Regions from separate parts of the Homo sapiens genome. Here region 2 is linked to region 1. Evidence: chromatin loops called from intact Hi-C (ENCODE). Cell type or tissue: sigmoid colon. All regions are shown on one strand. Links, peaks and the distances in the headings refer to the core of each region. The heading gives the core; the rest is flanking DNA. Region 1 has its middle 45 kb from the start of SELENOP. Region 2 overlaps SELENOP (selenoprotein P).

Evidence for each region. A loop is a pair of places that touch in the nucleus more often than their neighbours do. Peaks named below come from ENCODE experiments on the same cell type or tissue, not always from the same donor. Only the 100,000 strongest peaks of a DNase experiment are listed, where the experiment ranks them.
Region 2: a loop joins it to region 1, with 3 times the contacts of the local background. A loop is called at or near these places in 15 of 110 quality-filtered maps.

What each region holds. Positions count from the first base shown.
Region 1 is chr5:42,848,507-42,865,357 of GRCh38, forward strand. No RefSeq gene overlaps it. Among named protein-coding and RNA genes, the nearest start is that of SELENOP, 45 kb to the left of the region's middle. In sigmoid colon, for the core only: no CTCF peak of the experiment used is centred there; a DNase peak (open chromatin) is centred at 10,392; H3K27ac peaks cover 760 bases.
Region 2 is chr5:42,792,911-42,809,761 of GRCh38, forward strand. It overlaps SELENOP (selenoprotein P), which reads right to left. Exons shown (of 5, transcript NM_005410.4): 2 at 15,241-15,456; 3 at 13,986-14,198; 4 at 11,746-11,863; 5 at 6,970-8,421. The coding sequence starts at 15,443. The coding sequence ends at 7,810. It overlaps CCDC152 (coiled-coil domain containing 152), which reads left to right. Exons shown (of 9, transcript NM_001134848.2): 7 at 3,919-4,046; 8 at 6,465-6,548; 9 at 6,749-9,529. The coding sequence ends at 6,871. Among named protein-coding and RNA genes, the nearest start is that of SELENOP, 11 kb to the right of the region's middle. RefSeq lists enhancers at 10,822-11,322, 11,323-11,823. In sigmoid colon, for the core only: no CTCF peak of the experiment used is centred there; no DNase peak of the experiment used is centred there; H3K4me3 peaks cover 554 bases.

The DNA.
Region 1 (16,851 bases), core at 9,358-11,857:
GCTAAAATTTTGTAGGAGGATGTCTAGTGCTAACAAAGCTATAGAGCAACTAAAACTCTCAATATCACTAGACAGAATGTAAAAAGGTACATTCATTTTGAAAAATGGCTCAACAATTTAATATAAATTTAAATATAGATGTACCATATAGTCCGGCAATCCCACTCCTAGGTATTTACCCAAGCGAAATAAAAACTTATGTTGAACTACCTCACATCCACTAGGATGGCCATCATAAACAAAACAAAACAGAAAATAACAAGTGTTGGCAAGGATGTGGAGAAGTTGGAACCCCTGTGCACTGTAAAATGTAATGTAAGATGTTGCAGCTGCCTGTAGAAAACAGTATGGTTGGTGCTCAAAAAGTTAAAAATAGAATTACCATATGATCTTGCAATTTCACTTCTGTGTATATGCCCAAAATAATTGAAAGCAAAGTCTCAGTGAGGTATTTGTACACTCATGGTCATAGCAGGATTATTCACAATAGCTAAAACATGGATCCAACCCAAATGTTCATCGGTGGGTGGGTAGATAAGCAAAGTGTAGTATACATATACAATGGAATATCGTTAGGCTTAAAAAGATAGGAATTCTGACATATACTACAACATGAATGAATCTTAAGAATATTATGCTAAATGAAATAAGCCAGTCATATAAAAACAAATACTGTATGATTCCACTTACCTGAGGCACTTAGAGTAGTCAAATTCACAGAGACAGAAAGTAGCATAGTGGTTACCATGAGCTAGTGGGAAGGGGAATGAAGAGTTACTGTTTAATAGGTATAGAGTTTCTGTTTTACAAGATGAAAAAAGTTATGGAGATGGATGGAGATGATGGATAAACAGCATTATGAATTTGTTTAATACTACTGAACTGTACACTTAAAATTGGTTACATGGTAAATTTTATTTTATTTTACTACAATAAAAGAATATGGCTGAGAAAGGGAGATTTTTTTTTTTTTTTTTTGAGACAGAGTCTCGCTTTATCACCAAGTTGCAGTGCGCCACTGCACTGCGGCCTCTGCCTCCTGGGTTCAAGCGATTCTCCTGCCTCAGCCGCCCGAGTAGCTGAGACTACAGGCACGCGCCGCCACGCCCAGCTAATTTTTTGTATTTTTAGTAGAGATGGGGTTTCACCATGTTGGCCAGGATGGTCTCGATCTCTTGACCTCATGATCCACCCTCCTCGGCCTCCCAAAGTGCTGGGATTACAGGTGTGAGCCATGGAGGAAGATTTTTTTTTAAAGTGTGGAAACTGAAGGGAAACCTCAGGGTAGAGACAGAAATTTTTATTTTGGACAAAGAGAATATTTTTATAGCCTATGAGGTAGGATCCAGTAGAGGGAAAGAAGCTGAAAATACTAGAGGAAAAAGTAAACATTGAAAATTACAGAGGAGATGGACAGTGAACATAGGTGTGAAAATTTATCTTGAGTAGATGATAATAACTGTTTTCATTATTCCATTATATTGAGTGCTTACTATGCCACACACCCAACTAAGTGTTATGTATGTTATCTTATTTTGTCCTCACAGCAACCTTAAGTGGTATATACTCTTTTTTTTCTCCATTTAGCATCTGTTGAATCTAAAACTGAGGTTGGGAATATATAGTACAAATAAAACACAAATGTAAACATAAGTGTCATACCAAAACCTGTGTCTTAATGCCTATGTGAAACCGAAGTAAAGAAATAAGAAGAGATGTGGTATGTGCCTGTAGTCCCAAACTACTTAGGAGGCTGAGGCAGGAGAATCCCTTGAGCCTAGAAGTTTCAGTCCAGCTGAGGCAACAGAGTGAGACTCTGTCTCTACAAATTTTTATTTTAATTTAAAAAAGAAAAGAAATAAGTAGAGTTGCATATATTGAAACATTTGCAGGATGCTGAGGAAGAAATTTGTGGGAGTTTGTGTTGGATAGAATTAATGTCCATGAATCCTATGAAATTAACTATTGAGATAGAGGATATCAGACAATATATATCTAGAAAAGTTACAAAGGAAGAAATAGATTAATTGGGGAAGAGGTAATATTTGATGAGAATTTTTCAGAATCAGTGAAAGAATTTAATTCTCAAATATAAGAATTTCATTTCTTAATTCTCAAATATAAGAATTTCATGTAGAAGAGCAGAGATTCACTGAAAATTGCTTGAAGGGGACCTGGCAGCATTGACCACTAAGCTAAACAAAAATTAATTCACACCTAGACACATCAGAATAAAACTGTAAAACACCGTAAATAATGAAAAAAACTTAACAGCAGTTAGAATGAAAATATAGATTACTTACAAAGTGACTGTTAGACTAAAGCTGACTTCTCAATAGAAAAAAAATAGAGATCCCAAAATAATATAATAATATCTCCAGAGTATTGAGGAAAAATATCAGCTAAATTATCATTCAAGGGTGAGATAAAATAAAATAAAATAAATCTGAATGTGTATGCCATATGCAATGAGCAGTAAGGATTTTCAAATGGTTCTTGAAAGAACTATTATATAAAGGAAGTACTTTAGAAAGAGGAAATTCAACTGAAAAGAAAAGAGTTGGGTATAAAAAAGCAGTATGTATCAAATAATGTGGTAAATATTTGAGTAAATAAAAATTGGCTATTGAAAAACAATAATAATAATGACTACTAGATAGAAGAATTTTAATGAGATGAAACTAAAATATTAAACAAAAATGGAAAGTGGAGAAGGTGATTAGAACTAAAGAGTTCTAAAGTTCATTGTTTTGTTCACAAAAATGTAGATATATTAACTTTTGGCTTTTTACGGGTATGCTTTTTTACTTTTTTTTTTTTTGTAGAGGTGGAGTCTTGCTATGTTGCATAGGCTGGTCTCAAATTCCTGGCCTCAAGTGATCCTCCTACCTTGGCCTCCAAAAGTGCTGGGAATATAGGCATGAGACACTACACCTGGCCTGTTTCCTTTTCTTTTTTTTTTTAAGCCAGATTTTATTTGTATTAAAAAAAAAATCCTCAGGAGACTTAAAAGTTCCAAAGACCTGAAGATATCAAGGTTCAATGTACAGCTACAGCGAGGTGCTTGCGATTAGTAACTGAGTCATGGAAGGTTCTATAGTGCCTCGGGGACTTCCACTCCTTCAAATCACTCCTAGTCTTGGTCTTGTGGTTTTCTGCAAGTTCTCATCGACTGTAACTTTGTAACTTTATACAGGGCTGTCACTCCAGTAAGGAAAAAACAAAACAAAACAAAACCCCTATGGCTATCATTGTTAATCCAGTAGAGAAACTACAGAGTCACAGGGGTCATGTACAACAATGATTCACGGAATCACAGTCGATAACCTTAAGCAGGTGACAAGCAGACATTCAGAGCAAGACAAGCATCAGAACTCCTGTTTTCCCGGTAGTCCCATCCATGGATAAGCTTGGACAGATTGGTACATGGTGATTTTTTCTTTTTTTTTTTTTGAGACAGAGTCTTGCTCTGTCACCCAGACTGGAGTGCAGTGGTGTGATCGTGGCTCACTGCAACCTCCACCTCCCGGGTTCAAGCAATTCTCCTGCCTCAGCCTCCTGAGTAGCTGGGATTACAGGCACATGTCACCATGCCTGGCTAATTTTTGTGCTTTTAGTAGAGACGGGGAGTACGTGGTGATTTTTTGCTGGTATGGCAGGCAGGAAGCTTTTTTAGTCAAAAGAAGGTCAGGAATAGTATCCCCAAAACAGCCAGATGCCCTCCATCAAGACAAATTGTTTTTGGATAAAAAGATCCTGATTTCTTTTTTTAATGTAAAGGTAACTATTATAGGAATAAAATTACAATCTCTTAATTTCAAAGGAAAAGAGACAAGAAATGCTTGAATCCAGTACAACAGGAGTTGACAATTTTTTTCTGAAATGTCCTAATAGTAAATATTTTAGTCACTACAGACCATATAATTTCTGTTGCAAATATACAGCTCTAGCATTGTAGTATGAAAGCAGCTATGTGCTATATATAATTGAATGAGTGTGGCTATGTTCCAACAAAACTTTATTTATATAAAATAGTTTGGTGACAACCCCTATAATATTAAGGAGAAAAATAAAAACTTTATTTATATAAAATAGTTTGCTGACCCCTATAATATTAAGGAGAAAAAAAGACACAGAGAGGAAAAAATGCCTGCCAAATAGAAACACAACAGAATGTAAGCAATAGAAATATAACTGTAATAAATATAAATTCATCAAAATTCCTAGTGAAACATACAGTAATTCATAAAACTGACAAAAAAAATCCAACTGTGTGTTGATCATGTGAAAGGAAATTAAATTTTGAGACCCCAAACTCATTTAGCCAAAGGGAAAAGTCAAGCTAGGAACTGGGTCACGAAAACCTGCCTCACCATTTTGGTTCCTAAATAAGATGACTACAAGATGAAAATCTACACACCTCCCCATATTTTGTCCACAAGGAAATTCCTAGTGAGCTGCAAGATCTTTTAAGGTGTTTCTGTTAAAATTCCACCATGGCAATGTAAATTGATAGCTTATCTTTATAGGTGCAGTCACTCCTAGTCCACCAGACACAAATGCATATCTGATTGTTCTCCTGCCCCATTTTGTCTATGTTATCCCTGCATTTTTCCTCTGCCCCATTTGTTCATGTCATTTTATGTAAAAAAAAAAAAAATGAAGATTCATTGAGCCAAAGGCATGAATAACTATTTTTCCCTACCTCCTCTTACATAAAAATTGTGTACTTCTCAATATCACGGCCTTTCCCCTTTCTTCAGAGAAAGGCATATAGACCTGTCTCCCAGGCATGCATCCCTAACTTTGGCAAACAAACCTGCTAAAATGCTTGAGACTTGTCTCATCATTTTTCTGGATTGACAATCACAAGAGACACATTAAATCATAACTACACCAGAAAGTTTGAGAGAAAGTGGATGAGAAAAGTTAGAACAGAAAAAGTACTGAGTAAACTATATTAGTAGAAGACAAAATACATTAGGAGAAAATGTATTGTTTGAGACAAAGATATACCCACCCTGAAGCTGTATGAACTTAACAACATAGCCTCAAAATATAAAAATCAAAACTGACAGACTGAAAAGGAAACAATGATAAATCTACAACTACACATTTCTTTCAGAAATGTATCAAGAAGACAAAAACCTAATAGAAGATTTTAACCAAAAAATTTAACAAACTTGATTTGTAGACATATATAGAAGTCTGCACTCAATAATTAGAGAATACTCCTTCTCAAACAAACATGAAACATTTAGCAAAAGTTAGTCATGTGCTAGGTCACAAAACCAGTCTCAATAAACAGAAAGCATCAGTAACAATCATACCACATTTTTGGACACACTGCAGTAAAATTCAATGATTTGTAACCAAAGTATTTGAACTAATTAGAGAATTCAGTAATGAGATATGGACTTGGTGGTTTATTTGGGAAGTTATCCCAGGAAACAGAGCAAAGGGGCAAACAGAGTGAGGCAAGGAAGGAAGCAAGGCAAATACAGGATGTTTTATTGTGTTTGTTACCTCTTTGAGCAACTGTGATACTATCCTGCTTTGGGATCTCCAAGGAATAGTATGGACTGTGCCTCATAACTTTTCATGAAGAGAACAAGAGCCTGGAAAATTTATCCCTTGACTCTGCTGCTCATTAGTTCAGGGTTGCTCCTGGTATTACTCCTCCACAGTTGTAGTCTGTGCCTGTGCAGCCAAGGAACTTCCAGGTCTTCAGGGAAAACCCTGATGTAGAAGAGCAGAGATTCACTGAAAATTGCTTGAAGGGGACCTGGCAGCATTCATGCAACTGTCCCCTACAGGTTCCCTAAAATCCAGTGGCTTGAGGGAATTTAGCATCTGCTACAAATTGCATCCTTGAAAAATTAAAACAAAATGATTGTATGCATTATTTAAGATACATAAATATGTGTAAAAGTGTCAAAAATATTCAAGGGAATAATACAAACTACTTCAAAATCATAGTTTTGGGGTGGATGTAAGAATGAGTGTGACTTCAACTGTAGGTATAATTAATTTCTATAGAGAAAAAATGAAGAATCTAAAGGAAATATCACAAAATGTTAGTATTTATTAATTTAATAGATATGGGTATCTAGTTATTACTTTCTGTATTTTTTTATATATTCCACAATTAAATATTGTTTTGAAAGAATAAGTTCTGGTGCTTTCAATAGAAAGATTTTGCTTGATAATACATGCCATAATTACTGAACCTTCATTAAATAAAGAAGCTGAACTAGCAAAGCTCAGTTTTGTCTAGGTAGGCCCTGGCCTCCTCCAGAAGCAAAATTAAATGTTATGTTGTTTTCTGTTTCTTTAGGGGAAGTGTCCCTTTAAGGATCTGAACTTTGAGCACATGAGTCAAGCTCAAACAACAGTTTTCAGTCACAAGCTGTCTCAGCAGGTCATGGTGGCCTCCATCTTTCAGTTTGTGGTTATCACTTAAATTATCCTGGAAGAGTATTCTTAGCAATCTTTCAAATTCCTTTCCAAGTCCCTGTCAGTTTAGGTTCACCATTTTTATGGTCTAATTGGTTAATTATCATAAAATGATACACAGTGTACATGCGATCATGCTTTATAGCTGTTGTAAAAATAGATTATCACTCTAACTCTGTCTGGCCACAGGTGTGTTTGTTTTAATGGATTACAACAAGATTAGATTAGATTATCAGTCTAATCTTTTCAATTTACAGAAAATGAGGCCTAGAAAAATCAGATTTTTTTGTACTTAGTAACTAGTAGGTGACAAAGTTGAAAATCAAATTTTGGACCCATCATTATCATCAGTCTATGAGATAATATCTACGTTCCTTAGAGGTTACAGAATAAAACAAGTTATCTGTGAAGATCTGAAAGTATCACTCATTAAGACATCACAATTTATAGCCACCTGATTTAATCACTGTGGATAGCATAAGCATAATGCATCTGGCACTAGGAGCCATGCTCCTGGGTGGTATTCATGTCCAGCCTGTGCCTGTCTAATGCACTTATGCCCCTGGGATCTTCAGAGACAAATACCTTGCATGATTTCATGGTGTGTTAAGGCAGATCTTGTGTGTTGATATCATCTATAACAGCCTTAGCAAAAGCCATAACATCACTAATGTGATTAGGCACACCCCATCAGAATTATCAAAATTGCCCAGATCATTTGCCATTGGGTCAAAGAACCACTAGACTGGAGAGGACTTTGAGAAGTCACCTAGGGTACCTGTATCTAACACAGTGTTTCTCAAACATTAATGTGTATATGAATCACACAGGGAGCTTGTTAATGGAGATTCTGATTAAGTAGGTTTGTGCTATGGCCTGAAATTCTTCATTTCTAACAAAGGTGATATCAACACTGCTAGTCTTAGGACCAGCCTTGAAGTAGCAAAGCTTTTTCCTGTGGTTAAAAATTGCCCAGGGTCTATGACAAAGAAGTTGTGCTTCTCTGAGACAGGACACTGATGGCCAGAGAGGGTTGGTGGCAGGTGTTTTGTGTAAGCAACGCTCACAAAGCTAGTTATGTGCTGTCTAAATGCTTGTCTACACTAGTCAGAAACAAACTATTTGGCACTGCCAAAGTGCTTGACCCTGAAGGTTGCATTGGAGCATCTATAGACTCAGAGCTAGTAATTTTGCAAACAGCAAATTTCCCCACTTCTTAATTTAGAAAGAATGCATCGTGGTCTATCAGCTTAAAAAAGTAGATTGAAGAGGGAAAAAATGCAACCTGGAATGACAGGGTTCAGATCTGGTATCAAACTCCAGCTCTTTCATTTACCTTCTGTGTGACCTTGGGTAAGTTTCTTAAAGCCTTTGACACTCAATTTCCACAAGTCTAAAAGGAAAATAATATTAATATTAACCAAGTCACAAGGACTTTGCACGTTAAACAGGATAATGATTTGAAAATCCTTTTGTAAACTAAGTGCTCTACATGTAATAGTTTCATTAAAAGGTAATAGTTTTAAAAGAATAGATAAATCCTAATGATACCCCCATTGAATTTTAAAGGCTTCAGCAATTGCATTTTAGAAAACAGCCAGTATTTCATTCTTTATCTATCCCTAGTGAGTCTAATATCAGAGAGAGATCAGATGGGCAGTCTTCTCAGGGTCTCAGGCAAAATGGTCACTGTTTATCTGTTCCCAATATTCCTTCCAGGTACCTGTAGCTACACCTGGAAGAATGCTCGTATGCTGTTTAAACACAGGGTGATGCTTATTACAAAATGATGAAGTTCCCCTAAATGTTCTTTAGGTCCTAAATTTATCAGGTGTTCTCTTCACTACCATCTACCCTAATCATAACATGAAACATGTAACGGTGTACAAATTAGATCAACTTAGGTACACATACATAGTATGTGTTTAGGGTTTTCACTTTTTGTACCTCTAAGTGTTTAAGGTTTTATACTTCACATTGTGCCTTTGTATATGTACCTAATTTGATTCTCTTAGCTATCCGTAACTTGCTTGTTATTAGTACCTAAGGATTATACGTTACTCCAAATATATACCAAAATAATTTATAAATGTCTTTTGCCATAAAATATGATGCTTGTATATTGCAATGGATACTGTGGTTGCCTCCCCTTCTCTTGGTAACAACTCCATATTTATTTGGTATTCACACCTCTTCATGAAGCCTACATACTTAGAACAGGGGGTCTCCCCTGCGAGCTATTTTGCCCCTACACCCAGGATGTTTGGCAATGTCTGGAGACATTTTTAGTTGTCACAATATGGAAAGGCAACTTCTGGCAACTCATAAATAGAGGACAGGAATGCTGCTAAATATACTACAGTGCACAGGACGGCCCCTCACACCAAAGATTTATCCAGCCCACAATGTCACTATTGCTCAAGGTGAGAAGCCGACTTAGAGAACAGCTAACTCTACCTCTAACTCTAGCAGTGGCACAGGTAGTTCAAGCCTGCTTAAAAATCACAGTCCCATCTTGCAAGAATTATAGATTTAGGGTAAATGCATGACCTTAAATCGTCAATGAACCTGAAGAAGACATTTCCAGAGGGTTTTTGGAATAAGAAAGCTTCCTTAATCTTTTGAGAGAGGTTTTGGAAGTGGCTGTTGTTGGTTCCACTTCCAGCTAGGATGAATTAACAGGGACCAATTTTATCCACCTGTTGGAGGTAACTGGAAAGCAGGAAAAAATATAAGACACATAGGACATCAGACTGTGCAGGACAATGATACCTAAAAAAGAGAAAAAACTCAAAAATAAAAAGAAACAGAGTATCAGTGAGCCATGGAACAACTTCAAGCAAGCTAATTATATGTGTTACTAGATTAACCAGGGTGGGATGGGGGCAGAAAAATATTTGAAGCAATAATGGGTAACACTTTTCCGAATTCTAGAAACTCAAGATCCAAGAATCTCCTCAATTGAGGGCTCATTACTCAATAAGTACAAGAAAAAAAAATAAAAGAGAGACTATCATTATAGTAAAAGAAATTTAACTCAGTGGTGGAAATCCATAAACTATTTCCCTTAAAAGAGGTCTGTATGTTAAATAGTTTTGTAAAACCTGTTTTAAATATATTTGCATTTCTTCTGTAAATCAGTACTACAATAGAAATAGTTTGATTTTGCTTTTAGCAGAACTCAAAACTAGCTTGGATATGTCAATAGATCTCATTGTTCTGCCAATGTATTATTCATCAGGGTCACATGGTCAGGCCAGACCGAGCTTACAAGGCAGCTGGAAACTCTGCCCAATTCAATTATCTGTTTCACCACAGCTACAAATCATGTACTTCCTTAATGTATGTGTTTAGGGGCTTGACTCCCATCCCATTCTCCATTTAGAGACACTCAAAGCCAAGGTAGTCTATGACCTCCTGCAAACTTCCCTACCTGCCCTTGACCAGTGGCAGTGGCTCCCTGCCTTCCTCCCTCTCAAGCAGGCCCAGCTAAGTTTCCACTGGCTATTTTTAAACTCTGAGTGGCTAAATGAATTAACTCAATTTGTAGAAGAAAAGACAAGGAAGCTGTGTTTTGGCATTTAATCCACACATCTTTCTTCCATCCAGCTTTTCCATTAAATAAAACTGGTACTTTAAACCTCCACATTTTTTAAAAAAATTGTACCATTTACACAGTCATGAAAAAAAAAATCAACTAGCCTTAAACTATCAGCATGCTGACTTTCTGATTACTTGCTAAGAAACCCCAAAAGACAAACTACAGACACGTTCTTAAAATATTTCCTCAAGAACGTGGGGCACATTATTCTTGTCACATCCTGACTGCCAGGAGGAGCTACATCCCTCTCCCCAAGTGGAACTGCCAGGAATGAAAGCTAAGAAGCCCCATTGTCTGCCTGTGGAACTCGGCACAGTCACTGCTTGGTATTCCTGGGTCCGTGAGCACAGGCTCAGCTTCCTTGTTTTTTTTAACAACGTGCCTGTCCATGTATTGTTTGCCAACTCTTAGGATCCCTTTCCCTTGCATCTCGGCCTGAGCACTTGTTTATTGTGCACACTAAAAAGTACGGTCTGTTGAAGAGAAACAAGGCAATTTCTAAAAGCAAAGTCAGGCTGGAACAGTCTGTGTTCAAAACATAGAGTTTTTGATCTTTTTGTCTTACTTGTCTGTTTTTTTTAATTTATTTTTAATTTCAGTGGGTTTTGAGAGAGCAGGTGGTGTTTGGTTACATGAATAAGTTATTTAGGGGTGATTTCTGAGATTGTGGTGCACCCATCACCCAAGCACTGTACCCAACGTGTAGTCTTTTATCCCTCACCCACCTCCTGCCCTTTCCCCAAAGTCCCCAAAGTCCAATATATCATTCTTTTGCCTTTGTGTCCTCATAGCTTATCTCCCACATATGAGTGAGAACGTTCAATGATTGGCTTTCCATTCCTGAGTTACTTCACTTAGAATAATAGTCTCCAATTCCATCCAGGTTGCTACAAATGCCATTATTTCCTTCCTTCTGATGGCTGAGTAGTATGCCATGGTGTATATATATAACATTTTCTTTATCCACTTGTTGGTTGATGGTCATTTGTGCTGGTTCCATATTTTTGAAATTGCAAATTGTGCTGCTATAAACATGCATGTGCAAGTATTTTTTCGTAAAATGATTTCTTTTCCTGGGGTAGATACTTAGTAGTGGGATTGCTGGATCAAACGGTAGATGTACTTTTAGCTCTTTAAGGAAACTCCACACTGTTTCCCATAGTGTTTGTACTAGTTTACATTTCCACCAATGGTGTAAAAGTATTCCCTTTTCACCGCGTATATGACAACATCTATTATTTTTGGATTTTTTTGTAATGGCCATTCTTGCAGGAGGGAGGTGGCATTGCATTGTGGTTTTGATTTGCAGTTTTCTGATAATTAGTGATATTGAGCATTTTTCCATATGCTTGTTGGCCATTTGTATACCTTCCTTTGAGAATTGTCCAATCATGTCCTTAGCCCACTTTTTGATGGGATTGTTTGTCTTTTTCTTGCTGATTTGTTTGAGTTCCTTGTAGATTCTGGATATTAGTCCTTTGTTGGATGTGTAGATTGTGAAGATTTTCTCCCACTCTGTGGGTTGTCTGTGAACTCTGCCAACTTTGCCGATTATTTCTTTTGCTGTGCAGAAGCTTTTTAGTTTAGTTAAATTCCGTCAATTTATCTTTGTTTTGTTGCATTTGCTTTTGGGTTCTTGGTCACGAATTCTTTGCCTAAGCCAACGTCAAGGAGGGTTTTTCCGATGTTATCTTCTAGAGTTTTTATGGGTTCAGGTCCTACATTTAAGTCTCTGATCCATCTTGAGTTGATTTTTGTAAAAGGTGAGAGATGAGGATCCAGTTTTACTCTTCTACACGTGGCTTGCCAATTATCCCAGCACCATTTGCTGAATAGGGTGTCCTTTCCCCACTTTATGTTTTTGCTTGCTTAGTCAAAGATCAGTTGGCTGTAATATTTGGGTTTACTTCTGAGTTCTCTATTCTGTTCCATTGGTCTGTGTGCCTATTTTTATACCAGTACCATGATGTTTTGGTGACTATGGACTTGTAGTATAGTTTGAAGTCTGGTAATGCAATACCTCCAGATTTGCTTATTTTTGCTTAGTCTTGATTTGGTTATGCAGGCTCTGTTTTGGTTCCATATGAATTTTAGGACTGTTTTTTTCTTTCTGCGAAGAATGATGGTGGTATTTTGATGATAATTGCATTGAATTTGTAGATTGTTTTTGGCAGTATGGTCATTTTCACAATATTGGTTGTACTCATCCATGAGCATGGGATGTGTTTCCATTTGATTGTGTCATCTATGATTTCCTTCAGCAGTGTTTTGAGTTTTCCTTGTGGAGGTCTTTCATGTCCTTGGTTAGATATATTCCTAAGTAATTTTTTTGCAACTATTGTAAAATGGGTTGAGTTCTTGATTTGATTATCAGTTTGGTCGCTGTTGGCATATAGCAGAGCTACTAATTTGTGTACATTAATTTTGTATCTTGAAACTTTGCTGAATTTATTTATCAGTTCTGGGAGTTTTGGGGGAATCTTTAGATTTTTCTAGGTATATGATCGTATCATCAGCAAACAGTGACAGTTTGACTTCCTCTTTACCAATTTGGATGCCCTTTATTTCTTTCTCTTGTCTGATTGCTCTGGCTAGGACTTCCAGTACTATGTTGAATAGAAGTGGTGAGAGTGAGCATCCTTGTCTTGTTCCAGTTCTCAGGGGAAATGCTTTCAACTTTTCTCCATTCGGTATTATGTTGGCTGTGGGTTAGTCATAGATGGCTTTTATTTCCTTAAGGTGAGTCCCTTCTATGCCGATTTTGCTGAGAGTTTTAATTATACAGGGATGCTGGATTTTGTCAAATGTTTTTTTCTGTGTCCATTGAGATAATCATGTGATTTTTGTTTTTAATTCTGTTTATGTGGTATATTACATTATTGACTTCTGGATGTTAAACCATCTCTGCATCCTGGATATGAAACCCACTTAATCATGCTAAATTATCTTTTTGATATGCTGTTGGATTCAGTTAGCTATTATTTTGTTGAGTGTTTTTGTATCTATGTTCATCAGGGATATTGGTCTGTAGATTTCTTTTTTTGTTATGTCCTTTTCTGGTTTTGGTATTAGGATGTTAACTGGCTTCATAGAATGATTTAGGGAGGGTTCCCTCTTTCTCTAACTTTTGGAATAGTGTCAACAGGATTGGAGCCAATTCTTCTTTGAATGTCTGATAGAATTCAGCTGTGAATCCGTCTGACCATGGATTTTTTTTGTTAGCAATTTTTTTATTACCATTTCAATGTCGCTGATTGTTATTGGTCTGCTCAGAGTTTCTATGTCTTCCCGTTTTAATCGAGGAGGGCTGTATATTTCCAGGAATTTATCCATCTCCTTTAGGTTTTCCAGTTTATGCATGTAAAGGTGTTCATGGTAGCCTTGCATAAACTTTTGTTTTTCTGTGGTATCAGTTCTAATATCTCCCGTTTTGTTTCTAATTGAGCTTATTTGGACCTTCTCTCTTCTTTTATTGGTTAATCTTGCTAATAATCTATCAATTTTATTTATCTTTCAAAGAAACAGTTTTTTGTTTCATTTATCTTTTGTATTGTTTTTGTTGTTTCAATTTCATTTAGTTCCGCTCTGATCTTGGTTATTTCTTTTCTTCTGCTGAGTTTGGGTTTGGATTGTTCTTGTTTCTCCAGTTCTGTGAGGTGTGACCTTAGATTGTCTATTTGTGCTCTTTTGGACTTTTTGATGTAGGCATTTAATGCTATGAACTTTCCTCTTAGCACCATTTTTGCTGTATCCCAGAGGTTTTATAGGTTGTGTCACTATTATGGTTCAGTTCAAACATTTTTTAAATTTTTATCTTGATTTCTTTGTTGACCCAATGATCAATCAGGGGCAGGTTATTTAATTTCCATCTATTTGAATGGTTTTGGGGGCTCCTTTTGGAGTTGATATCCAATTTATTCTACTGTGGTCTGACAGACTACTTGATACAATTTTGATTTTCTTAAATTTATTGAGACTTGTTTTGTGGTCTATCTTGGAGAATGTTCCATGTGCTGATGAATAGAATGTATATTCTGCAGTTGTTGGATAGAATCTTCTATAAATATCTGTTAAGCCCATTTTCTCTAAGGTATAGTTTAAGTCCATTTTTTGTTGTTGTTGACTTTCTGTCTTGATGACCTGTCTAGTGCTGTCACTGGAGTATTAAAGTCCCCCACTATTATTGTGTTGTCATCTATCTCATTTCTTAGGTTGAGTAGTAATTGTTTTATAAATTTGGGATCTCCAGTGTTAGGTTCATATATATTTAGAATTGTGATTATTATCCTGTTGAACTAGTCCTTTTATAACTATATAATGTCCCTCTTTATCTTTTTTAACTGCTGCTGCTTTAAAGTTTGTTTAGTCTGATATAAGAATAGCTACTCCTGGGATCTGGTTCCAAGATGGTCGAATAGGAACAGCTCCAGTCTGTAGCTCCCAGTGTGAGCAATGCAGAAGATGGGTGATTTCTGCATTTCCAACTGAGGTACTGGGTTCATCTCACTGGGGCAGCACCTGGAAAATTGGGACACTCCCACCCTAATACTGCACTTTTCCAACTGTCTTAGCAAACGGCACACCAGGACATTATATCCCATGCATGGCTCGGAGGGTCCCATACCCATGGAGCCTTGCTCACTGCTAGCACAGCAGTCCGAGATCAAACTGCAAGGCGGCAGCAAGGCTGGGGGAGGGGCGTCCGCCATTACTGAGGCTTGAGTAGGTAAACAAAGCAGCCTGGAAGCTCAAATTCAGTGGAACCCACTGTAGCTCAAGGAGGCCTGCCAGACTCTGTAGGCTCCACCTCTGGGGGCACAGCATAGCTGAACAAAGGTAGCAGAGACATCTGCAGACTTAAACGTCTCTGTCTGACAGCTTTGAAGAGAGTAGTGGTTCTCCCAGCATGGAGTTTGAGATCTGAGAACAGACAGACTGCCTCCTCAAGTGGGTCTTTGACCCCCGAGTAACCTAACTGGGAGACACCTCCCAGTAGGGGCCGACTGACACCTCATACAGCTGGGTGCCCCTCTGAGATGAAGATTCCAGAGGAAGGATCAGGCAGCATTTGCTGTTCTGCAATATTTGCTGTTCTGCAGCCTTCACTGGTGATACCCAGGCAAACAGGGTCTGGAGTGCACCTCCAGGAAACTCCAAAAGACCTGCAGCTGAGGGTCCTGACTGTTAGAAGGAAAACTAACAAACATAAAGGACATCCACACAACAACCCCATCTCTAGGTCACCACAATCAAAGACCAAAGGTAGATAAAACCACAAAGATGGGGAGAAACCGGAGCAGAAAAGCTGAAAATTTCAAAACTCAGAGTGCCTCTTCTCCTCCAAAGGAATGCAGCTCCTCACCAGCAATGGGACAAAGCTGGATGAAGAATGACTTTGACGAGTTGAAAGAAGTAGGCCTCAGAAGATCAGTAATAACAAACTTCTCCCAGCTAAAGGAGGATGTTCAAACCCATCACAAAGAAGCTAAAAACCTTGAAAAAAGATTAGATGGATGGCTAACTAGAATAAACAGCATAGAGAAGACCTTAAATGACCTGATGGAGCTGAAAACCATGGCACAAAAACTACGTGACACATGAACAAGCTTCAGTAGCCAATTCGATCAAGTGGAAGAAAGAGTATCAGTGATTGAAGATCAAATGAATAAAATGAAGCAGGAAGAGAAATTTAGAGAAAAGCAAGTAAAAAGAAATGAACAAAGCCTCCAAGAAATATGGGACTATTTGAAAAGACCAAATCTATGTCTGATTGGTGTACCCGAAAGTGACAGAACCAAGTTGGAAAACACTCCTCAGGATATTATCCAGGAGAACTTCCCCACCATAGCAAGGCAGGCCAACATTCAAATTCAGGAAATACACAAAATGCCACAAAGATACTCCTCGAGAAGAGCAACTACAAGACACATAATTGTCATATACACCAAAGTTGAAATGAAGGAAAAAATGTTAAGGGCAGCCAGAGAGAAAGGTCGGGTTACCCACAAAGGGAAGCCCATCGGACTAACAGCGGATCTCTCAGCAGAAACTCTACAAGCCAGAAGAGAGTGGGGGCCAATATTCAACATTCTTAGAGAAAAGAATTTTCAACCCAGAATTTCATATCCAGCCTAACTAAGCTTCATAAGTGAAGGAGAAATAAAATCCTTTACAAACAAGCAAATGCTGAGAGATTTTGTCACCATCAGGTCTGCCTTACAAAAGCTCTTGAAGGAAGCACTAGGAGCAACTGGTATCAGCCACTGCAAAAACATGCCAAATTGTAAAGACCATTGACGCTAGGAAGAAACTGCATCAACTAATGAGCAAAATAACCAACTAACATCATAATGACAGGATCAAATTCACACATAACAATATTAACCTTAAATGTAAATGGGCTAAATCCTCCAATTAAAAGACACAGACTGGATAATTGGATAGAGTCGAGACCCATCAGTGTGCTGCATTCAGGAGAACCATCTCACGTGCAGAGACACACATAGGCTCAAAATAAAGGGATGGAGGAAGATCTACCAAGCAAATGGAAAACAAAAAAAAGCAGGGGTTGCAATCCTAGTCTCTGATAAAACAGACTTTAAACCAACAAAGATCAAAAGAGATAAAAGAGACGAAGAAGGCCATTACATAATGGTAAAAGGATCAATTCAACAAGAAGAGCTAACTAAACTAAATATATAGGCACCCAATACAGGAGCACCCAGATTCATAAAGCAAGCCCTTAGAGACCTACAAAGAGACTTAGACTCCCACACAATAATAATGGGAGACTT
Region 2 (16,851 bases), core at 13,037-15,536, 52 kb before region 1:
ACATAACACACCATCTGACCCAGCATTCGCACTCCTGGGTATTTACCCAAGAGGAATGAAAGCATATGTCTACCCAAAGACCTGTTTGTGAATGTTTACAGCAACCTTATTCATCATGGCCCAAACCTGGACTCTAGCAAATCCATTAACATAAATAAACAAATCATGGTACATCCATGTAATGGAAATTACTCAGCAATAAAAAGCAACAAACTGCTGATACATTCAACAATACAATCACTTCAGAAGCAATATGCTAAATCAAAGAAGCCAGACACAAAAGTCCACATACTATATAATTCTGTTTATACAACATTCTTGAAAATGAAAATTATGGTGACGAAAATCAGATCAATGTTTGCCAGTATTTGAGCAAAAGGATAGATTATAAAGGGGCACAAGGGCTCCTTTTGAAGTGATAGAAAAATTTTACCTGATCGTGGTGATGGTTAGATTCTTGTATATGGTCCTCGAAACTCCTCAAACTATACGCCTCAAAAGAGATTTTGCTATATATAAATTACGCTGCAGTAAATCTGACTTTAAAAATACAAAAAAACCTAAGCAAGCTCAATTATAAACATTTTTAAAAGGAAATAAATATAAATTCATTTATGATCCAGATAATGGCATTATCAGATATATAATTTACAATGACTCTGATTAATATAATCAAAGAAATAAAGAACTTGGGGAATTTTCTTTTTGTTTTTTTGGAGACACAGTCTCACTCTGTCACCCAGGCTGGAGTGCAGTGTTGCCATCTCGGCTCACTGCAACCTCCACCTCCCAGGTTCAAGCAATTCTTCTGCGTCAGCTTCCTGAGTAGCTGGGCCCACAGGCACGTGTCACCATCCCTGGCTAATTTTTGTATTTTTAGTAGAGACAGGGTTTCACCATGTTGGTCAGACTGGTCTTGAACTCCTGACCTCAGGTGAGCCACCTGCCTTGGCCTCCCAAAGTGCTGGGATTACAGGTGTGAGCCACCAAGCTCAGCTGGACTTGGGGAATTTTTATGGAGAACTGGAAATTATACTAGAGAAGTAGATGGAAATGTAAGTGCTAAAAACACAGTAGGTAAAAATAAAGTTTCACTGTATTGGTTTAATAGCCAATTAGATACACTGGAGATAGAATTAGTAAGCTGGAGAACAGGTTAGAAGAAAATATCTACTCTGAGACAGGGAGAAGCAAGAAAATGGCATATACAGAAAAGAACATGTGAGATATAGGAACTGGTAGTAAAGTCTATGAAAGGCTGTTGTCTCTCATCTAGTGTTGGGCCTAAAGTTGCTGCAGTCAGAAAGGCCTACAGGTAAAAAGAAAAGTTGGATGTCAAGTGGAAATACTGAGAACAAACTGGAATTTGCATCTTTCTTATACCTCCTTCGACCTTAATGACATGACGACCTGCAGGAAAAGATGGTGCCCTACGCCATTGAGCTTCAAGGACACCTGGCCTGAGACTTCTAGCAGCTAAAAAAAGAAATCTGTTGGGAGCTTAAGAAGCTGTGGAACCAAACGTTTTTCCTTATTACTGAGATGATCCTTTGATAAGTGACAACTTGTATAAATTGCACTGTTCCCTGGGGCTCTACATTGACCTTCAAAAAATAATAGCTGCTGATTTGGTGAGCCAGAAGGCCAGCAACACCATGTGTGAACTGAAACACTGCCCAGCATCCTATACTAAACATCAGAGAAAATTAGTTCTTGCTATACTTCCATCTTCCAAACCTTGTGGAGATTTCTCTTACGGCTAACTCTACCTTAGAACATATAGACAAGGGAATTCTGGAAAACATAGTTCTAATTTAGCTAAGTTAACATAGTACAAAAACACCAAAGACAAAAGGGGGAATAAATGGAGTTAAAATGTTTTTAAGGTTTGTATCATGTCCATAAAGTGATAAAAGTACTAATTTTATTAAATTCTAATAAGTCAAGTAGGCATGCCATAAACTCTAAGATAACCACTAAAGGAAGAATAAAAGAATATTTATCAAGCTAATGATTATCAATCTAATAGAGGAGGAAAAAAGGGAAGTAAAAATAGTTATTCTGTCTAAATGAAGATGAGAAAAAAGAGAGAAATGAACATAAAATGTAAAAGCCAACAAATAATAAGCTAGTTGATTTAAACCCAAATATATTACTAAATGCATTAAGTTAAACTTGAATGAATTTCCAATTAAAAAAGATTGCCAGATTGAATAAGTATTAAAATCTGCTACTATCCTGCTTTCAATATACCTAAAATACAAAACTATAGAAAGATTTAAAATAAAAGATGGAAAAGAATATAACATGCAAATAGTAGCCAACATGAAGCTGGCATAGCTATACTAATATTGGACAAAGTATACTTTAAAGCAAGAAGCAGTTCTAGAGCAAAAGATGGATATTTTGTGATGTAAAGTGTTTGATTTACCAGGGAAATAAAACAACAATTCTAAATGTATATGTACCAAGTAAAATTCGCAGAACTAGTAGGTGACAGACAAATCCACAATCATAATGAGAGACTTTAATTCACCTTTTAGTGGTAGAAAAGTACATACAAATATGCAAAATTAGTAATGATATAGAAAATTTAAGCAACAAAATAAACAACTGATACTAATTGACATAAATGATATACCCAATAAATGCGGAATACGTATTATTTTCAAGTATGCATGGAACATTTAAGAAAGTTGACCATATCATAAATGAAAAAGTAAATTTCAACCTATTTCAAAGGTTTAAATCATACAGAGTAGGATCTACAAATTTATTATCTAAATATCTATATCAGAATACCATTTGACCCAGCCATCCCATTACTGGGTATATACCCAAAGGACTATAAATCATGCTGCTATAAAGACACATGCACGCGTATGTTTATTGCGGCACTATTCACAATAGCAAAGACTTGGAACCAACCCAAATGTCCAACAATGATAGACTGGATTAAGAAAATGTGGCACATATACACCATGGAATACTATGCAGCCATAAAAAATGATGAGTTCATGTCCTTTGTAGGGACATGGATGAAATTGGAAATCATCATTCTCAGTAAACTATCGCAAGGACAAAAAACCAAACACCACATGTTCTCACTCATAGGTGGGAATTGAACAATGAGAACACATGGACACAGGAAGGGGAACATCACACTCTGGGGACTGTTGTGGGGTGGGGGAGATGGGGGAGGGATAGCATTAGCAGATATACCTAATGCTAAATGACGAGTTAATGGGTGCAGCACACCAGCATGGCACATGTATACATATGTAACTAACCTGCACATGGTGCACATGTACCCTAAAACTTAAAGTATAATAATAATAAAATTAAAAAAAAAAAAAAGAAAGCTAGGAAGCCCTTCATTGTGGGGCTTGTAGATTGTCTCCTTTCTCGTTAAAAATAAAAGATTTTCTTGAGCCTCTCATCCTAGATGTCATGGTGTCATTAACAGGAATAAGAAAGTTGGGAGAAGAAGAAATTTGATAAAGCATAAAGATATGATGTGAACATGAGAATGGCCTGATCATATGGAATAGTATAGCAGGGGCTTCATGTAGCTCTAGAGTCATCCAGTAGTTTGAGCCCTTCATACCTAGAAACTCAGGCTTTGTGTCCCTCTTCAACCACTGTATCTCCCATTTATTTTCCAGGCCTTTGATGTTTAATAGTTTAAATTACCTTATTCATTCAAAAATATTTGGCAAGTGACTTCTGTGTCTCAAACATTATTCAGGGTCTTGTAAAAAACATAGAAAAGCTATTCTATACCTACACCATTTCTAAAATATGTTTCATTAATAAAATTTACTTTTTTAGGAATGATTTAAAACACTAAAGAAATACAAACTTATAATAATTTTGAAATTTTTAACAAATGAATTTTATTTATTTCATTTTATTCAGTTGAATTAAATGAAGAAAAGCACAAAGAACTAATAGAGAAAAAGGAGATGGAAATTTCAGAGTTAAATGCAAAGCTAAGAAGTCAAGAAAAAGAAAAACAAAATGAAATAATCAAGCTACAACTAGAAGTAAGTGTTTAAGAGTCTGCTAAACTTGAGGACACATCCCTTAGTCTAAACTGTACTTTGATTGTTTTTCATCACAGTGAGATACATTTTAGGATTAGAAGCAATTCTGTGAGAGGGCTTCACACATGCTCATTCTCCACCAAATGATTGCAGTAATCACATACCATACAACTGTCATCTGCATTGCCTTTCAGCACTTGACCTGAAAGTGGACCCTTGAGTTGTTCGAAAGTTCCTGGTTTTTAGGGAGGATATTGCTTCCTCTGAGAACTTTTCTTCTCAGTATTTCCCACTTGACATCCAACTTTTCCTTTTAACTGCAGGCCTTTCTGACTGCAGCAACTTTAGGCCCAACACTAGGTGAGAGACAACAGCCTTTCATAGACTTTACTACCAGTTCCTGTGTCTCATATGCTCTTTTCTGTATATGTCATTTTCTTGTTTTTCCCTGTCTCAGGGTAGATATTTTCTTCTAACCTATTCTCCAACTTACTAATTCTATCTTTAGTGTATCTAATTGGCTATTAAACCAATACAGTGAAACTTTATTTTAGCTATTGTATTTTTAGCACTCACATTTCCCTGACAGAAAACTCAAGGATTATCTGCATTTTATGGTAAATTCTATGTAGGTTTCATAATTTCTACCATTCCAGCATGGGAAGAATGTTTCTAACGCTTCACATTTATTCTCATCCCAGCCGAAATTTGTCAAAACCCAGTAACCAACTAGAAATTTATTTTGCTTTATTTCTCATTAAAAAAACAAATTTCTTCCTAATAACTTTCTGGAAGAATATATATCCTGGGGGCAAACAAACCAAATTCCTACAATTTTTTTTTTAAGGGACTTCTAATAGGGCATCTCAAAGGCTGAGGCTCTAACTCTTTGCTCAAAAGTCTTGAGTAGGCCGGGTGTGGTGGCTCACACCTATAATCCCAGCACTTTGGCAGGCCGAGGCGAGCGGATCACCTAAGGTCAGGAGTTCGAGACCAACCAGGCCAACGTGGTGAAACCCGCCTGTACTAAAAAAAAATTACAAAAATTAACTGGGCGTGATGGCAGATGCCTGTTATCCAGCTACTCAGGAGGCTGAGGCAGGAGAATCACTTGAACCCGGGAGGCAGACTTAGCAGTGAGCCGAGATTGTGCCACTGCACTCCAGCCTGGGCAACAGAACGAAAAAAATAAATAAATAAACAAACAGTCTTGAGTAGTTCATTTAACCGGATATCACAATCTCAAATGTACTTTGACAAAATATTTGTCCTTTAAATGTTTTCTAGACTCTATCAATCTACCCTTCCATCATTCTTCCGTTGCTTCCCCCCACCCCAACTTTCATTTTACCTTGTAAGAATTCACAAGTCTTAATTAAAATCACATACTACTCATATTCCTGAAACTTTGGAATCCCCAGGGTACTTGGTGAGTTACCTTGAGTAATCACTGGGCAGAAAGAGGACTGATGTTGACTTTAGATACCCTTTGCTGCTGGTGCTGCTGCTGCTGCTGCCATCTGACCAAGTGTACCACAAACCACAGGAAAGGCTGAATGGCCAACTGAAATTAATAGGCCATGTTTCAAGATCTACTACCAACTTCTAATCCTCCTCTGTTTGGAAATTTGCATTTTGTTTGCCATTTGGGCCTTATCACTGGTCTATTATTTGACTGGTATACACAGCTCCTTATTTGTTTTCATTGTACCTAACCATTTCTCTCCTCAAACCAGAGCATAATCTCAGAGTTTATTCTTAGTCCTCAGAGAGGCTATGTTAACTAAATCTGAAGAGAAGAGTTATATAATGGAATATTGTGCAAAAACAAAAAAAAATTGGCCTGTTAAGAATGGCCTATGAGAACTTTTTTAACCTGATTCAGTTTAATTGAAACCAGCAAGGGTTCAAACTATATCGACAAGATCGTATTCAAATTCTACTGTTCAGCCTCAAAGTTCCTGCAGAAAGCTAGGTGAGGTTTTCTTCCTTGACTGTTTATTACATTTTCTTTATAATACACTCATTTTAACGTAAAAATATTTTTACCTATATTTAAGTTAAACTAGATTCTAAACCCTGTCTGCACTATAGAATCACGTGATGTTTTGAGAAAAAGATGACGCTAGCTGCACACCAGAATCTCTAAAGTAGTGCCCAGGCATTTGGTACTTTAGAAACAAAGAAAAAAAAAACCTCTCCAGGTAATTTTGCCGTGCAATCAGGGTTAATCTTGTTTTTCTGTTCTTTGCTCTTTCTGAAAAATTATTTCTTAAAGAAAGATTTTTCTATTGTCTATACTGTAATTTACACCTGAATTACAGATTACATGTCAAAGGATAACATGGATTATAATTATAGAAACAATTGTTTCTAATTGTCTAGAGTTTCAATAACTTTCTTTTCAATTTGATTCAGTTTGATGCCAAACTAGCAAGAGTTCAGACTAAATCAAAATCATATCAGGATTCTACTGTTTTGCCACAAAGTATCTACAGAAGGGTATGTGAGTTTTCCTCTCAGTATTTGTTGCTTAAGAAAACTTTCTAAGCATGTTTCTATAAAAATCATCTAATTCTTATTAACAATATAAGGTATTTTTTAAAATACCAATAGCAGAAGTGCATTTCTTTGTTATTTTGTTGTTCCTTGTACTAAATTTTATTTCTGAATTCTAATAACAAATTTTTTGTTTCGTTTAGAAACTTCAGCATTTTCAAGAAGAAAAAAACAAGGAGATTGCAATTCTTCGTAATACCATTCGCGATTTAGAGCAACGCCTTTCTGTTGGCAAAGATTCTCACCTTAAGCGTAGACGGTTTTGAGCTTAGCAGTAAATTCATTAGTTGGTATTTATTTAAAAGCAATCGAAAGTTTCACTTCTGTTTTCAATATATGCATACAGCCTACATAACAAACGAAGTCAGCTTTAAGGTTTTTATTGAATTTATTTGGACAAATCCGTACTGTATCCAATTCTGTACTGCATTCTTGCTTAATAGTATTAACCATAAAGGAGGTCAGGTTTATAGGGTTTGGTTTACCTATTAAACCATCATTGACTATGGAAATACTTACTAAGCAATATAGAGACAGACAATATTATCTTTCCCCTTATATCTTTTAAGACAGCCACTCAAGTTTTAGAAGAGTATGATACAACATTAGAGAAAGAAAGATACAAAGGCTTTATTCATGTGTGATAGTAAAAATCAGGATGAGTCTTAGATATACAAAAGATAAATGGATATTTAAAATAGTTATATATGCTTTTTTAGCAAAATATTCACGTGTTAAGTATTTCTGGATCTTAAAATACAAAATCCACTTATTTTATTAGTTAAAAGTAGAAGATTGAAAAGACAAAGTAATATTGTTTTGAGAGATAAGTAAAGAAAAAAATGGAAAGCATGTCTTTGTTGTTCTTCCTCCATTCTAAACTGCTAATTATCCAACAGAAACCCCTAGGTCATAGTTTACGTTTCTATTCTCATTAAAGCAAATAGAACACTGGAAAAAGAAAAAAAAAGACATATTAACCAAAAGCTGCAATCACCTTTCAGTTGCTCCATCATAAAAAATATGGTTTGAGTCAATATTTCTATGACATAAAATTTAAAATCTGGAAGCCAATTCAGTAGATTTCTCCATGTTTGCACAAATCTAATTTCTATTTTTGGTTCACTAATTTGGTAGTTTATAAAAATGCTGGAAATGAAATTGTGTCTAGACTAAATTGGGGAGTATGTCCTATTTTAAATATTTAGTTTGAAGGTCATTCTCACTTTTTTGCCTGATTCTTTCAGCGTCAACTGGCACTGGCTTCTGTGGGTATAAGCTGCTGACTTATTTGTCAGGCAGCTGGAGGCAAACGTCACTGACAAGATTCAGTTATGTTCTCCTCTGCCCGAAGTCCCTGTCAGCTACATAAAGATGGGAGGTTTTCTTTACACTGTCAGGTGATTGCAGACCCTGTTTTTTCAAATATCAGATGTCGACAATGGCAGCATCAGCTCCTAGGAGCCAACTCTGAATCTGTGGGCAATTTACAGAGTAATTGATTTATACATCTCTTTCGACAGAGCTTCTTTTGTAAATCTTGTAAATCTTCACTTGCTGGCATATCTCGGTTCTCTGGGTGACCCTGCCTATGCTGACCCTTGTGCTTATGGTGGTGATGAAGGCCTGGAGGAGCAGGATGAGTAGGAGCATTTGGTGCTCCTGGTTGCTGATTCTCTGAAAGCTCACTGCTGCCAAGGTGCTGATGTCCATGATTGTGATGATGCTCATGATGGTAATGAGGCGATGGAGTTTCAACTGTTTTATCCACAGTAGCCAAAGATACACGTTTACAAAAGTCTTCATCTTTGAGAGTCTGGAACAAATTTATAAATCACTTTTTAACAAGCTTATAGAGATAGGAATAATGCGTGAAAAATGATTTGTAGAGCTAACATGTGAAATTCCAACTAGTTAATTAGAATCGAGCTGGCTTTGTATTATATTAATGAGAAAGAGTCTGATGTTAGTCTCAACACCTAGACATTTTATTAAAGGCTTAAAAAGAAAGCCAAACCACTGTACTTATATTTGCAGAAGCAAATGAAGTAAACTGGCAAAAGGAACTTGGATTGCAGGAAAGTCAAAGTAATATCAAATCCTAAATTCAGTTGATCTGGGCCGAGCATGGTGGCTCATGCCTGTAATCCCACCACTTTGGGTGGCCGAGGGGGGCAGATTACTTGGGCTCAGGAGTCGGAGACCAGCCTGGGCAACATGGCGAGATCCTGTCTCTGCAAAATATACAAAAATTAGCTGGGTGTGGTGTCAGATGCCTGTAGTCCCAGCTACTTGTGAGGCTGAGGTGGGAGGATCGTTTGAGCCTGCAAGATGGAGGTTGCAGTGAGCTCAGATGGTGCCACTGCACTCCAGCCTGGGTGACAGAGTCAGACCCTATCTCAAAAAAATAAAAAATAAATAAAAAATCAGTTGAACTATATGGAAACTTCTGTACCTGTGTCAACGGTGCATCTTATCTAATACTATATGATACTGTAATCTAATATTATCTCTGATAATTCAAAAATGCTAATAAACTCTGCTCAAATGTGTTAGTTTTTCATACTTCATCCTATGCCAGGAAATGTTTTGAACTTCACCAAAGCTTTGCTAATGTCTCCCTACCATAAGGCTGTCAGCTGAAAATAGCAAATTACTGCCCGACTCCCATTGACCATAATATCCATTCCGCATGATCCTAGTTCTTTAATTTACTGGAAGTCTTTACTGTTTTGTGGTACCTACTAATCAGAGACTCAAAGCCTATAGATACAGAAATGTAACAGTAAATCTCAACCTAAGGCTAATTTGCAAATAAAATTACAAAATCAACTTAGAACCCAAAGACTCACTAAGTGATATGCTTTTGATGTTTTGAAGGTTTTAAAAGGTTATAAATTCCATTAAATTTTAGCATACAACTACTAAGTGGTACTTTATTTGGTTATTTCTGAATTACTTCTACATTAGAAGCTAATAATGTTTGCTTACAAACTTATAAAGAATTTGATACATGTTTAAAATATACTGTGTAATGTTCAAAGTGTTCAAGGTTTAAACAAACACAAATACCTATGGTAGTAGTCTAATTTCTTTCATTTATTTATTTATTTAGTGACGGAGTCTCACTCTTTCGCCAGGCTGGAGTGCAGTGGCACGACCTCGACTCACTGCAACTTCCGCCTCCTAGGTTCAAGTGATTCTCCTGCCCCAGCCTCCCAAGCAGCTGGGATTGCAGACACGTGCCACCACGCCCAGCTAATTTTTGTATTTTTAGTAGAGATGGGGTTTCACCATGTTGGCCAGGATGGTCTCGATCTATTGACCTCGTGATTCATCCACCTCGGCCTCCCAAAGTGCTGGGATTACAGGCGTGGGCCACCGCACCCTGCCAGTAGTCTAATTTCAGAAACGAATTACTATATTTTACTGATTATGTGATGCATATTTCTTTAGATTTTAATATCTCTAAAATTAGAATGTACCATACTGTTGGTGGTGGTTTCTCACTGTATCCTACTTTAATTAGCAGCATTTTTTTTTCCTAAATACTACATAAGATAATATGTCAAATAATCAGTGGTATCTAGGAGACAATGAAATAGAAAAACTCCAATCGGATTTGGCATATCAGATACTAATAGTGTCTGATCTGTAATTTGTATTTACAGATGATTCACACATTTTAAGCATATTGTGGTAACTATTAACTGCCTTTTTCAATATAACTGGGTATATTTATAACTAGCAAGCATTTGCACAAATGAGAAATGCAGAAATAATCCCAAAATATGAGGAATCATTATAATTAGTATTTATTAAATGCTTAGTATAGGTTGAGTTAGTACTTTTCTTTCATTACTCTTAGTATTTTCTTCCATTACCTCAGTCTCCTCATCTTTAAAAATAGTAAAATAACCCTCAAAAGATCATTATAAAGATTAAAATGTGAAAATTACATAACTAGAGTAAGTAACTTATACTCCTTAACAACTAAATTAATTAATTAAATTCGTTAAAAATTTGAGGCGGCTTTCTTTAGACCTGGGGAAAATCTGAAGGAAATACAACTTACAGATAAAATTGTGAATTGTTTTTAAACCTAAGTTCAAATTTTCCCAATCTGACTTCTCAATGGAACATTGTTTAGAATTATTTTCCTTTTTGTTATGAAGGAAAACAAGTCTAGTTAATACAAATTAAATTCTTTGAGTGCCTTTTTTATTTAAAAAAGATTTAAATATAGTTCTTCTCATAACAAAGAAGAAATATTTTCATGGTTGTTAGGAAATAAATACCAGTAATGAGTAGAAAACTTACTCCATTTTGAAGTAAACTCAGACTGCAGATGGGCAGGCAGTGGAAGGGCTTCAGGAAAAATCTGATAGCCTTGCATCTTCAATAAATTAAGTAGTTTCTGGCCCCAGTTCCATTCCAAGTAATGCTGTGGGTAAGCTTTGCTATTTTTATGTTCTTGTGCTAACATGTTCAGGTTACTACAATAACATTGCTTTTTTGTGTTGACTAAATTTTTTGAGCACTTATGCCCATGCAACGTCATTTGGTGGTAACTGAAATACGATACATTGATTTTTAATTTCTAAAGCTCTTCTAGATAAAGGCAGCAACATCGATCTTCAAAAGATGTTTTAAACTAGAGGTTAGGCCGGGCGCGGTGGCTCACGCCTGTAATCCCAGCACTTTGGGAGGCCGAGGCGGGCGTATCACAAGGGCTGGAGATCGAGACCATCCTGGCTAACACAGTGAAACCCCGTCTCTACTAAAAATACAAAAAATTAGCTGGGAGTAGTGGCGGACGCCTGTAGTCCTAGCTACTCGGGAGACTGAGGCAGGAGAATGGCGTGAACCCGGGAGGCGGAGCTTGCAGTGAGCCGAGATCGCGCCACTGCACTCCAGCCTCGGCGACAGAGACAGACTCCGTCTCAAAAATAATAGTAATAGTAATAAATAAATAAATAAAGTAGAGGTTAGATGACAGGATGTTTGTTTAATTGTAAAAATTATTGTTATTTATTTTTAGTACACCTGCAAAAGCATTGAGTTTTCTAAATAAGTGTTTCATGATAAACTCTTAAAAGATTTCCTCTTTTCTCCCCAGAAAAATAATTCAGAAAAATACCGTGAGAGAGCAGTTTCCACATTTCTTTTCACAGTAAGCAATCTTAATGGCTTCTTCTACATATGGGAAAGTTAGGAAGGAAAAAGGCAAACCAAGATGATATACAAGACGGCCACATCTAAGAAAAAGGACAAATACAATGTCACTATAATATTTTCTGTATCACGATCCTACTCAAATACAGTCTGGGATAGGTATTATAGGTTTAATGGTCATAACTAAGACCCTTTCACGCCTTTACTAAATTTCTTTGGATGAGAGCTACAAATGAGCTCCCAGGTACTGCACACCAGGTCAGGTCATAGCAACACTATAATTAGTCTAATACTAGTATTTTGAAATGTTATAGATATGTCACTATATAATATCAAAAATGTCATCACTGTGACTTGGTAAAATACAATTTTGTGACTGACTTATAAATTCTACCAGTGCCCAAACCGCTAACTTATAAATTAGGCTCTGAAAATCACTTGAGCTTGTCATAACTGCTAAGGCAGCACAAATTTGACACAACAAGAAATCATCACATAACAAAAACATCTCCAAGCCTTGGCCAGTAGCCCATTTATTTAAAAATGTATCTAATGCAATGAAAATTTCAGCACAATGAAAGTATTAGAACATGTGGCATTGTCAGAAATGGTGGGGTTAAAATGTTCTTCTTGCCTACATTTTACCTAGTATATATGGTTTTATGTGACTATCAAAGGGTTATACTTTTAGGTTATCCTAAAAATTAGAAGTTTAAAGGCCTAAAAGAATGAAATGTGAATTTTTAAAAATTTAGTGTAAGACCAAGTAGGGCTCACCAGACTCCGGAGAGTCAAAAAAAACAAAGCACCAACTAAGAATGTTTATAATGGCATAATGCATGAATTGAGATTCCCTCAAAATATAAATGTTTTATTTGTTCATAGAATCAAAAGTAGATTTGTGCAGATCATGCTTAAATGATTAACTCACTTTACAGTTCAGAAATTCAGGTATGTAGCCTTAAAATTATTATTTAGATTAAAATTAATTAGAAGATATGGTTATTCATTTGCAAAAGAATTAGGTTAGAATTGTACAGGATATACAAATTGGTCATTCTTTTTATTTAACCGAAATGCCAATTTATGGGGATAATCAATTTTCTGTATTTTCCTCTTGGAATGGTGAACTCTTTTACATGCCTTACTTTTTAAAAAGTCATTTCAAAAATCAAAGTCATTTCAAAAAAATAAATGTGAATAAAGAGTTTATAAACTATTTGGCAATAATCAAAAGCAAATATATTATTTTAAATCACTTACTATTAAATACAAAACAAGAAGAAATCAAGTGAAGAGATTAGTGGAAAAATCTAGAGGAGTGGTCACCAGGAAGTAACTTGAGATAATAATTACGGATATGAGATAAATATACTCAGGATTAAGAACCCATAGAATTTGATTACTGACTGAGGTGGGAAGTGTGGTGGAAGGAGTAAGTAATACATTCCTGTCACACAGTTTTGTGAAGGGGTGGATGGCAGCAAGGCTGCCATACCTGATGGTTTTTGTGATGTCCTGCAAAATAGTGGATGATGACTGGGAGTGCAGGGTCTGAAAATTATAGGATTATATGCCCTAGTGGTTGGCTGCATCTGCCTCCAATAGGTTGTATATAAAAATCACACAAAAGTGAAAGTATAAGCATGTTTTAGGAGAAGATAATCAATACAGATTTGAATAATTAAATTTAAGATGTTTGTGAATATGTCTAGGAAGTAGACTCGTCTGGAGTTCAGTCATTGTGTTTCAGCTTTGTATATATGGGATCATCCTAATATGTGTTTTAATTGTAATCAAGGGATAGATGAGATTGCTCAGGTAAAATGTGCAGAGTGTGAATAGGCAGAAAGCTGTATAGCCCTGAATAACACAAACACATACAGAATAAACCAAGGAAGAATGTGGGAGGAAGAAAAATCAGGAGGTGGAAGAGGAGGAAGTGTGGAGGAGGAGAAAGAAGAGGAAGGATATGAGGAAAACCAGCAGGGTATAGTGTCATAGAAATTTTTTAAAATGAGAGTATTTCAAAAATAAGGAGTGATTTTTACTTCTAAATGTTAAAGAGAGATTATATGAGATGAAGACTGAAATATGGCATTGTATTTAACAGTAAAGAAGATTGTTATGTGTGATGGGAAGTAAATAAATAGATACGAAACAGTTATTTTTAAATTTGGGATGTGTTTGTGTGTATGTACAAACCTATCATATATGAGGAAGTCATCTTTGCTTCCATTTAAAAGAGTCCAGACATCTGTTTGGTTTTCTTCTTGTTGATAAACAGGAATATGCTCTGAAACCTTATTCTTAAGATGTGTGTATTTTAATCGAGAAGAGATTCCTTGATGATTAACAACAATATAAGAAATATTAGAATATCCTTCTTTCTTCAGTTTTACTCGCAGGTCTTCTAATCTAAAATATTTGGGAAGAAATACATAAAATGAATAATCTCATTTGATTTGATTAGTGGTTTTTCTCCCTCTTCCTTAATTTTCTATGTGAAACTCTCCTTCTTATTTTTAACTAACCCATACTGCACCTATTCTTTATATTGCTGTAAAAGATTTTAAAACTTTCATTTTTAGAATTACTTAAAACTTGTGCTTAATTAAAACCTTATGCTTAAACAAACATTGGTTTAGTTCTCAAATTAGCACGATGAAGTGTATATATTTTGAATGTATCTTATAGGTAGAATGGATTCAACCAACCACAGATAAAAAATGGTTGGAAAAAAAAAGATGGCTGCATCTATAGTAGTGAACATGTAGACTTTTTTTCTTGTCATTCATTATTCACTAAATACAGTATAAAAATTCCTTACATAGCATTTACATTGTGTTAGGTATTATAAGTAATCTAGAGATGATTAAAGCATATGAAAGTATATGCATAGGTTATACATGCCATTTTATATAAAGGATTTGAGCTCCATGGATTTTGGTGTATGAGGGGGATCCTGGAACCAATCCTGCACAGATACCACTGGATGACTGTAAGGAGAATTCCACCCAGTGAATATCTGGTGAATAACTCAACAAATATTTTTTATATTTATTTGTTAAATAACCCAAGACTTTGATAGCAAGCCTAGTGTTCTTTCTACTCTGACAAAACAGTCTTCTCTGCCTCTTGTATTGAAGTAACTGTTCTATTTGCAGAAGTACATTTTAGAGCATTTTCATTACACAAGTAATACATATTTAGTAGGAAGTTATAAAATATAGGTGCACAAAAAGAAGAAAAAATTTCCATAACCCTAGGAAACCCACTGTAAACATTTTGGTGTGTATCATCCTAGTTTCTCTCTTCTAATATGTTCTATGCAAACACATAGTTTTTCTAAAAGTGTGACTTAATACATTATTTACACTTTTATTTTATGTCTATATGCGTGTGTGTATTTAATAGCCTTCCCCTTAAGGTATTTTAAGCCACAGAAAGACTGTCTTACTTAGATGCCTGCAGTATGCACAGGTATCAGCTGGCTTGAAGAAGAGCAACCACAGTCACTGAACCATTGGAGTTTAGCATTGGATCTTGATCTCTTATGCTCCAGGCTGGGGGTTGCTTACATAAGGAGCTTTGGTCCTGGCTCTCTGTTCCTCCCGATGGGAGGAGACAGAGAGCCAGGGCAAGCCCCAGGCTTCTCCACATTGCTGGGGTTGTCCTGTAAAAGAGAAAACCTGTCACTCTTCTTCATAGTTAACTTCACAGTCCTAACTATGAATTTCTATAAATCCTGCAGACATAATTCCACTTCCTAAAAATACCTAGCCCATGAATTCTGTCTCCAGAAAGTTATGTTCAGACTGTGGCTTATAAAAATAAGTCTGTGACTTATGTAACATTCTGCAAACACAACCTAACTTTTGTTTGAGACACACCAAGTTCTGACTGTTCTTTCTATCCTCCAAGAAGAAAGGGATAGGCCGGGTGTGGTGGCTCACGCCTGTAATCCCAGCACTTTGGGAGGCCGAGGCTGGCAGATCACGATGTCAGGAGATCGAGACCATCCTGGCTAACACGGTGAAACCCCTTCTCTACTAAAATTATACAAAAAAAAAAAAAAAATTAGCCAGGCTTGGTGGCAGACACCTGTAGTCCCAGCTACTCAGGAGGCTGAGGCAGGAGAATGGTGTGAACCCGGGCGGTGGAGCTTGCAGTGAGCTGAGATCGCGCCCCTGCACTCCAGCCTGGGCGACAGAACGAGACTCTGTCTCAAAAAAAAAAAAACAAAAGAAGAAGAAGAAAGGGATAAATAGAGCATTCTGCACAGAAATGAAAAGAGCCAGCAAAAAAAGAGAACCAAGGAAAAAAGATGATGGCAGAAAAGACAGTATACCAACATGAATGTGGCTCATGTCGGGCCCTTAGCTCTTCAAGTTCAAACATTCTATATTTATCTCTTGGGTATGGCTCCCTTTTGTTTCTCTTATTCCTTGAAGTCTGGCTGTATGTATCTAACCAAGTAGAAATATCACACATCTGCCCCCTCTACCATTTAAGACTCTTTGAAATCCACACTCAATTAGCCTATTTATTGGAAAGTTCCTATGACTAGAAAATTCCTATGACTAGACAGCACTTTCTTTGGTAAAAAGATGCTTCCTCTGAGCAACGAAATTAAAATGCTTTTAAATACCTGACTAGAAATATCCTCAAAACTAGGGCTAGCTCTCTAAACAGAAATGTTCAAAAACAGGTGAACTGTAGACAGGTGATAAAGAAAAAGGAACACATTCAGCAGAGAGGAGCAAAGAAAAATCCTCACAAGTAATTCAGGCTCATTTTGATGTAAGAATCTGTGGGGAGAGATCAGGACAAAATTTGAAAACTGGGAAATCAATATATTTTCAAGCACTGATTTGAAATTTTTAAAAGCAGATGCATTTCTTTGGAGGTGGGGAGCTAATGGTAAATTACTTAGAGTGAGCCCAGAATTAAGAGAAGAATAGAAAAGTTAAAATCAGATTGATCTGGGCTTTAATGCACTGGTAGATATAGATAGAATTTTTAACCCTGATTGTCTTTCACATTATTTAACACATCAAAACTCTTACCT